Regions from separate parts of the Homo sapiens genome. Here region 2 is linked to region 1. A link is a contact called in ENCODE Hi-C or POLR2A ChIA-PET data. All regions are on one chromosome and are shown on one strand. Each heading gives the region's core, a stretch centred on a gene start or an enhancer-like site at or near the end of the contact. The rest is flanking DNA. Distances are from core to core; before and after follow the strand shown. Region 1 has its middle 14 kb from the start of LINC00297. Region 2 has its middle 18 kb from the start of LINC00544.

The links. A loop is a pair of places that touch in the nucleus more often than their neighbours do. ChIA-PET counts read pairs that join two places held with the same protein, here RNA polymerase II (POLR2A). Pooled maps may share reads with other maps.
Region 2: a map of naive thymus-derived CD4-positive, alpha-beta T cell shows a loop between it and region 1 (5-fold over the local background). The contact joins two enhancer-like sites. A Hi-C loop is called at or near these places in 1 of 168 maps with a recorded cell type or tissue (naive thymus-derived CD4-positive, alpha-beta T cell) and 3 of 50 pooled maps. POLR2A ChIA-PET finds 5 or more read pairs at or near these places in 7 of 52 experiments (AG04450, CD4-positive, alpha-beta memory T cell, CD8-positive, alpha-beta memory T cell and 4 more).

Annotation. Positions count from the first base shown.
Region 1 is chr13:29,901,179-29,903,856 of GRCh38, reverse strand. No RefSeq gene overlaps it. Among named protein-coding and RNA genes, the nearest start is that of LINC00297, 14 kb to the right of the region's middle. Within about 2 kb of position 1,381, at least 10 of the 41 ENCODE cell types and tissues checked have a DNase peak (open chromatin) inside an H3K27ac peak, as active enhancers do.
Region 2 is chr13:29,953,219-29,955,896 of GRCh38, reverse strand. No RefSeq gene overlaps it. Among named protein-coding and RNA genes, the nearest start is that of LINC00544, 18 kb to the right of the region's middle. Within about 2 kb of position 1,361, at least 5 of the 41 ENCODE cell types and tissues checked have a DNase peak (open chromatin) inside an H3K27ac peak, as active enhancers do.

The sequences.
Region 1 (2,678 bases), core at 132-2,631:
CATGGGTCCAGAACTAGAAGCACAGGCATCACCTGAGAACTTCTTAGAGATGCAAATTCTCAGAGTCAACCCCTAGACTGCAGAATTGAAGTCTCCAGGGGTGTGGCTCAGCAATGTGCATTTTAACAAGCCCTCCAGATGATTCCTGTAACTGCTAAAGTTCGAGGACCACAGGTGTTATGCATGGGTGTGTTGCAGTGGAGCTGGAAAGGAATTGCTGTTAAGTATTTCAGCTGGGCACAGTGGCTCACAACTGTGATCCCAGTACTTTGGGAGGCTAAGGTGGGAGGATTGTTTGAACCAGAAGTTCGAGGCCAGTGTGGGCAACATGGCAAGACCCCCATCTCTAAAAACATTATTTTTTTTTTTAAAAAAAAAAAAAAGGACAGTAGTGTGTGAGGTGGGCCTGGTGGCTCATGCCTATAATTTTAGCACTTTGGGAGGCCAAGGCAGGAGGACTGCTTGAGCTCAGGAGTTTAAGATCAACCTGGGCTACACAGTGAGACCTTGTCTCCACAAAAAATAAACAAAATTAGCCACGATGGTGGTATACACCTCTGGTCCTCTACTCAAGAGGCTGAGGTGAGAGCATCACTTGAGCCCCAGAAGTCAAGGCTACAGTGAGCTATGAGCCATTATTGTGCCACCACACTCCAGCCTGGGTGTCAGAGCGAGAGCTTATCTCTACAAAAAAAAAAAGAACAATAGTGTGTGGAAGAAGCTCATTGTTCTAGGGAAGCACAGAGTGCAAGGCAACTCCATCACCCCATGGAGAGGACTTTCCACAGCCTATTTCTTTGCACTGAATGATTCCACTCTTAGGATGAAATGTGCAGTCTTCTTGATCCAATATTGTATTGATTTGAAGTGTCCATTCCAAGTGGCTTCCAGAAGGAAGTAAAACAACTCAAATTAAAAAATATCTCCATTCTTTCTTGCTTATGTTCTTTGATCAAGTTGTCTTTGTGCTCTTATGAAATGGCTACAGCCCAGTCCTCACAGCCCAACATAAGTTTGCCAAAAGATACTCTGGGAATCCTAAATGGTTATCAATGATGTCACCTGATAGGCAGCATTAGATGTCCACACGATGCACTTAGAACAAACACTTCCTACATACAATGACACTCATTTTCTTTCGTTTTCCTCTTCTCTTCTTTTTTCCTCCCTACATCATCTTTAGCTGAGAAGGTAGTAATGCTGCAGACGAGCTCTCCTTATCAAATGTATCAGGCCTGGACACAGCTGTGTGGGAAGCAAGGCTGCTTGCGATGTCAGCCGCCTCCAGGATCTCCTGGGTCAAAAGGACTTATTTTGCAGTTGAATCTGTTGTGTCTCATGTTTTTCTGCTTCTCTGGAGAGGAATGCCCAAAGAGGCGTGGCTGAGAGGTTAACCACAGTTATGCAGACAACAGCTGGCTGCTTTTCTCATCGCTTCCTAAGGGTTTAATTTTGGATCCTGTCCAAATAGCTATGTTTTGGATAGAAAGTGGGAAAACAGCCCAATTGAGATTGCTTTAGTTGCCTATATGATGGACATCATCCTCATAGGTTTCAACTGGAGGCTTGAGGTTATGTTTTCAATGACTAATATATGTCTTTATTTAAATTCCATCACAGGAAAACCTAATACCTGCTAGTCACAGCTGTTGAAAATTGTATAACTACAGTCTACCATTAATCGAATGCTTGCAATGTGCTAGGCGTTATGTTGATATTTCCTGCTATAACCACATGTCAACTATCTAAAGGAGGTTTTATTACCCCATTTTGCAGCTATGGAAACTGAAGCTGAGAGAGATTAAGTAATTTGTTCAGGGTTATATAGCAAGTAAGTTGCAAGATTGGAATTTGATTCAGGTGTGTCTGACTCCACCCTGTTATGGCGTCTCTCTGATATCCCTGTAGTGAAGGGATAAAATGATGACATTCATTTGGTTAAAGAACACTGATTCCGTCTTCTAGAAATGTGCTCTGGCCAGGCTCAGACACAGCATTCTAGACCAATGACTGCATCACTGATTTCTTATCAGCCTAAAGCTGATCAAATTGCAGGGGAATTTACTGATAAATGATAGATTCCAGAGCTGGCAAACAGGTTTTTCGCGCCAATTCTGATTATTTTTTCATGCACGCATGAAGTGCTGTGTTGAGAAAGTGTCTGAGGCCACATGTGAGCCCAGGGGCAAGGTGTACTCTGATGGATAAGGTGACATCTGGCCTGGCATCAAGAGAGGCAACTACAGAGGATATGATAAATATTTTGTAATATTTGATATATTGAATTGGGTGCCAAGTGTCCTAAAATTTAGGCTCAGACCTTGAATTTAGATTTTATAATAATTGCCATTGAAAATTAAGTATCATAAAAATGCGCTCAGTAAAATGTGGTGTTACCTCATCAGTTCTGTGTGATGTGGGAGATGATGAAACACCACAATAGATTGGATTAGAATTGATGCAAGCATGCTTCATTCTAAGGAAACCTACACTCAAAAGATTACAAATTATGAGATTCTCAACCTTACAAAAGGATTACTGGGATGCTTTTAAAGAGTAACATCACCTCAGCACTACCCCAAACACACCCAATGCATGCAAAGAGTCTTTCATGATCCCATTCAAGATGGAAGAGGGAGTCAGAATAAGAAACTAAACTTGCTATTGTTGGCATATTG
Region 2 (2,678 bases), core at 112-2,611, 52 kb before region 1:
GCACTTTGGGAGGCTGAGGTGGGTGGATAAAACCTGAGGTCAGGAGTTCGAGACCAGCCTGGCCAACATGGTGAAACCCCATCTCTACTAAAAATAAAAAAACTTAGCCGGGCATAGTGGTGGGCACCTGTAATCCTAGTGACTTGGGAGGCTGAGGCAGGAGAATCACTTGAACCCAGGAGGTAGAGGTTACAGTGAGCCAAGATCACACCACTGCACTCCAGCCTGGGAAACAAGAGTGAAACTCCGTCTCAAAAAATATATATATATACTTTCACATCTCCATTGGAAATTTTTAAAAGAAACTTTTTTTTTCTGTTTAATTGATGCCAGGTACTCAACTCCCAATGCCATCACTCCCACCAATGCAGACTCAGAGGAAGAGTTGCAGGAAGCAGGGATCCTACTGGTCTTTCTGTCACTATAACCCAGCCCTGGCATGGAGCCTAGCACATGGTAGGGGCTCAAAGGACATTTGCTGAATGCATGAGTGAGTAAGTCAGCTGAGGGTGCCATGGAGGGGGCTAGAGGACGCTGTGCTGCAACCAAGAGCTCAGGGCATCCTGCTGTCCTTGGAGCAGAGGGAGGTTTTGCTGGGACAACAGAAGACCAGAGAAAGTGAAAATCACACTTTGTTCTTGCCCAGATATCTCAACCCCTCTGCCATCCAAAAATCACATTTCTGTTTGGTATACTAAATGTTTATTGAAACTTTTGCTATATGTAGACTCTATGTTAAACTCTAGGGATACCAAAATAAACAGGACATTTTCTCTACCGGCAAAGATCTCTCAGTATGGTAAGAAAAAGAATGATTTTTTAACTAAAAGGTTATACCTCCATGTGTTACATTTTGGACTAAGCTGAAGCAATATTTTATTTTTTTAAATCAGGTAGATGAATCAGTTTGAATTGCCATTCTGTGTGTCTCTCTATTTCCTAAATATTTTGCGCTGAAATAGCACAAGAACAGCGGCACATTCCCACAGACGGCCCCTGACGGGACTGTGTTTGGGCCGAGTCCATATTTCCTCCGTCTCTTGCATCATTTGTTCTTTGCCCTTTGCAAATCTCAGCACCATTTCCTCCAGAGCAGCTCCTGGAATTTTCGATGGGAGCTGTCACCTGGAACCAGCGAGCTTTCTCTTTCATACCTGTCATAGAAGGAGCTCACTTCTCACGAAGACCCGCCCATTTTACCCCCGACCCCGCTGTGACGTTAGGGAAAGTTTCCTTCTCTAGAAGTGTCTAGAAACATGCTTGGCTTTAACTAATGCATCTAGAGTGTCCCATCTGTTTAACAGCACTTTGCTCAAGGAGCCCACGTACTTGTGTTCCACTTCCTGCCTTGGCGACAGTCTCCGCAGGACAAGCCCGGCCCATCGCAGAAGCCCCGTGTCCTGTAGATGAATGAGAACTTAGACAGCTAACATTCTACCTGATGCTGGAACTCAAGGTCCTTGACAAATGACCATGTAGCTTACATTCTGAGAAGTGACAGTGACCTCTCCATTGTTGGAGAGTGCCATTTCCAATTCTGAGCACTTTAGTTTGTTAGAAAGCTTTTTTCAGCAAGTTGTTTTCGTCTATTGAACTCAAAATCAACCTCCTTGCCACTTCCTTCCTTATTTACTTCCTCTGTCTTTCCCTTGACATTTACTCACTCTTTGCTCCTCTTCTGTCTTGTCCTAAAATAAAACCGATTTATTCCTTCGTCCTCACAACACCTCCTCCAATATTTGAAGACAGGAAGATAGTTCCTTGTTTTCTCTCTTCCAAGCTAAACACACTCAGAGCCTCCGGCCAGCCTAGATCAGGAACCGTTTCTAAAGCCCTCAGCACCTCCACCCTGCCTTTCTAAATGAGACATCTTAATTATAATGCCTTGTAGCGAACATTATTTTCCAATTATCATCTGACCAGCATATAGTGTTACTGTTACTTATTATCTGGACACGGTATTTTTATTTAATGGAGCTTACAATTACATTCGCTTTTTAAAGCGACTGCATTACTCTGTTGGATCACATGAGCTTTTGGCCGAAGAAAAAGTCCAGATATTTTGAAAACAGAACTGATGGCAATTAAAGCAGATCTCCCCCGTTATGCCATTGCGCAATCAATTTCTGGACCTAAATGTGTTGGTACAATACCAGCTATATTGACGTAAGGGTATTCTTCAGAGTCATCCCAAGCTAGTTTCTGGCTTGTCACTGGAACCCAAGCTCTACCTCTGTACCCGGTGCCTGCCCACTGGAATGTAAGGTCCTCAGTTTCAGCAGCCCAGCTTGGGTTGAGACAACATCTCTGCTTTTTTTTTTTTTTTTTTTTTTTGAGACAGAGTTCTGCTCTTTCGCCCAGCCTGGAGTGAAGTGGTGCAATCTCAGCTCACTGCAACCTCTCCCCCACCACCCCATCAAGGGTTCAAGTGATTCTCCTGCCTCAGCCTCCTGAGTAGCTGGGATTATAGGCACCTGCCACCATGCCTGGTCAATTTTTGTATTTTTTTTTTAGTGGAGATGGAGTTTTGCATTGTTGGCTAGGCTAGTCTCGAACTCCTAATCTCAGGTGATCCCCTGGCCTCAGCTTCCCAAAGTGCTAGGATTACAGGCTCTGCTTCTTTTTTAATTTTACCTAGTACCAAGCACAAACTGTGGAAGAAGTCAATTCCTAATTAA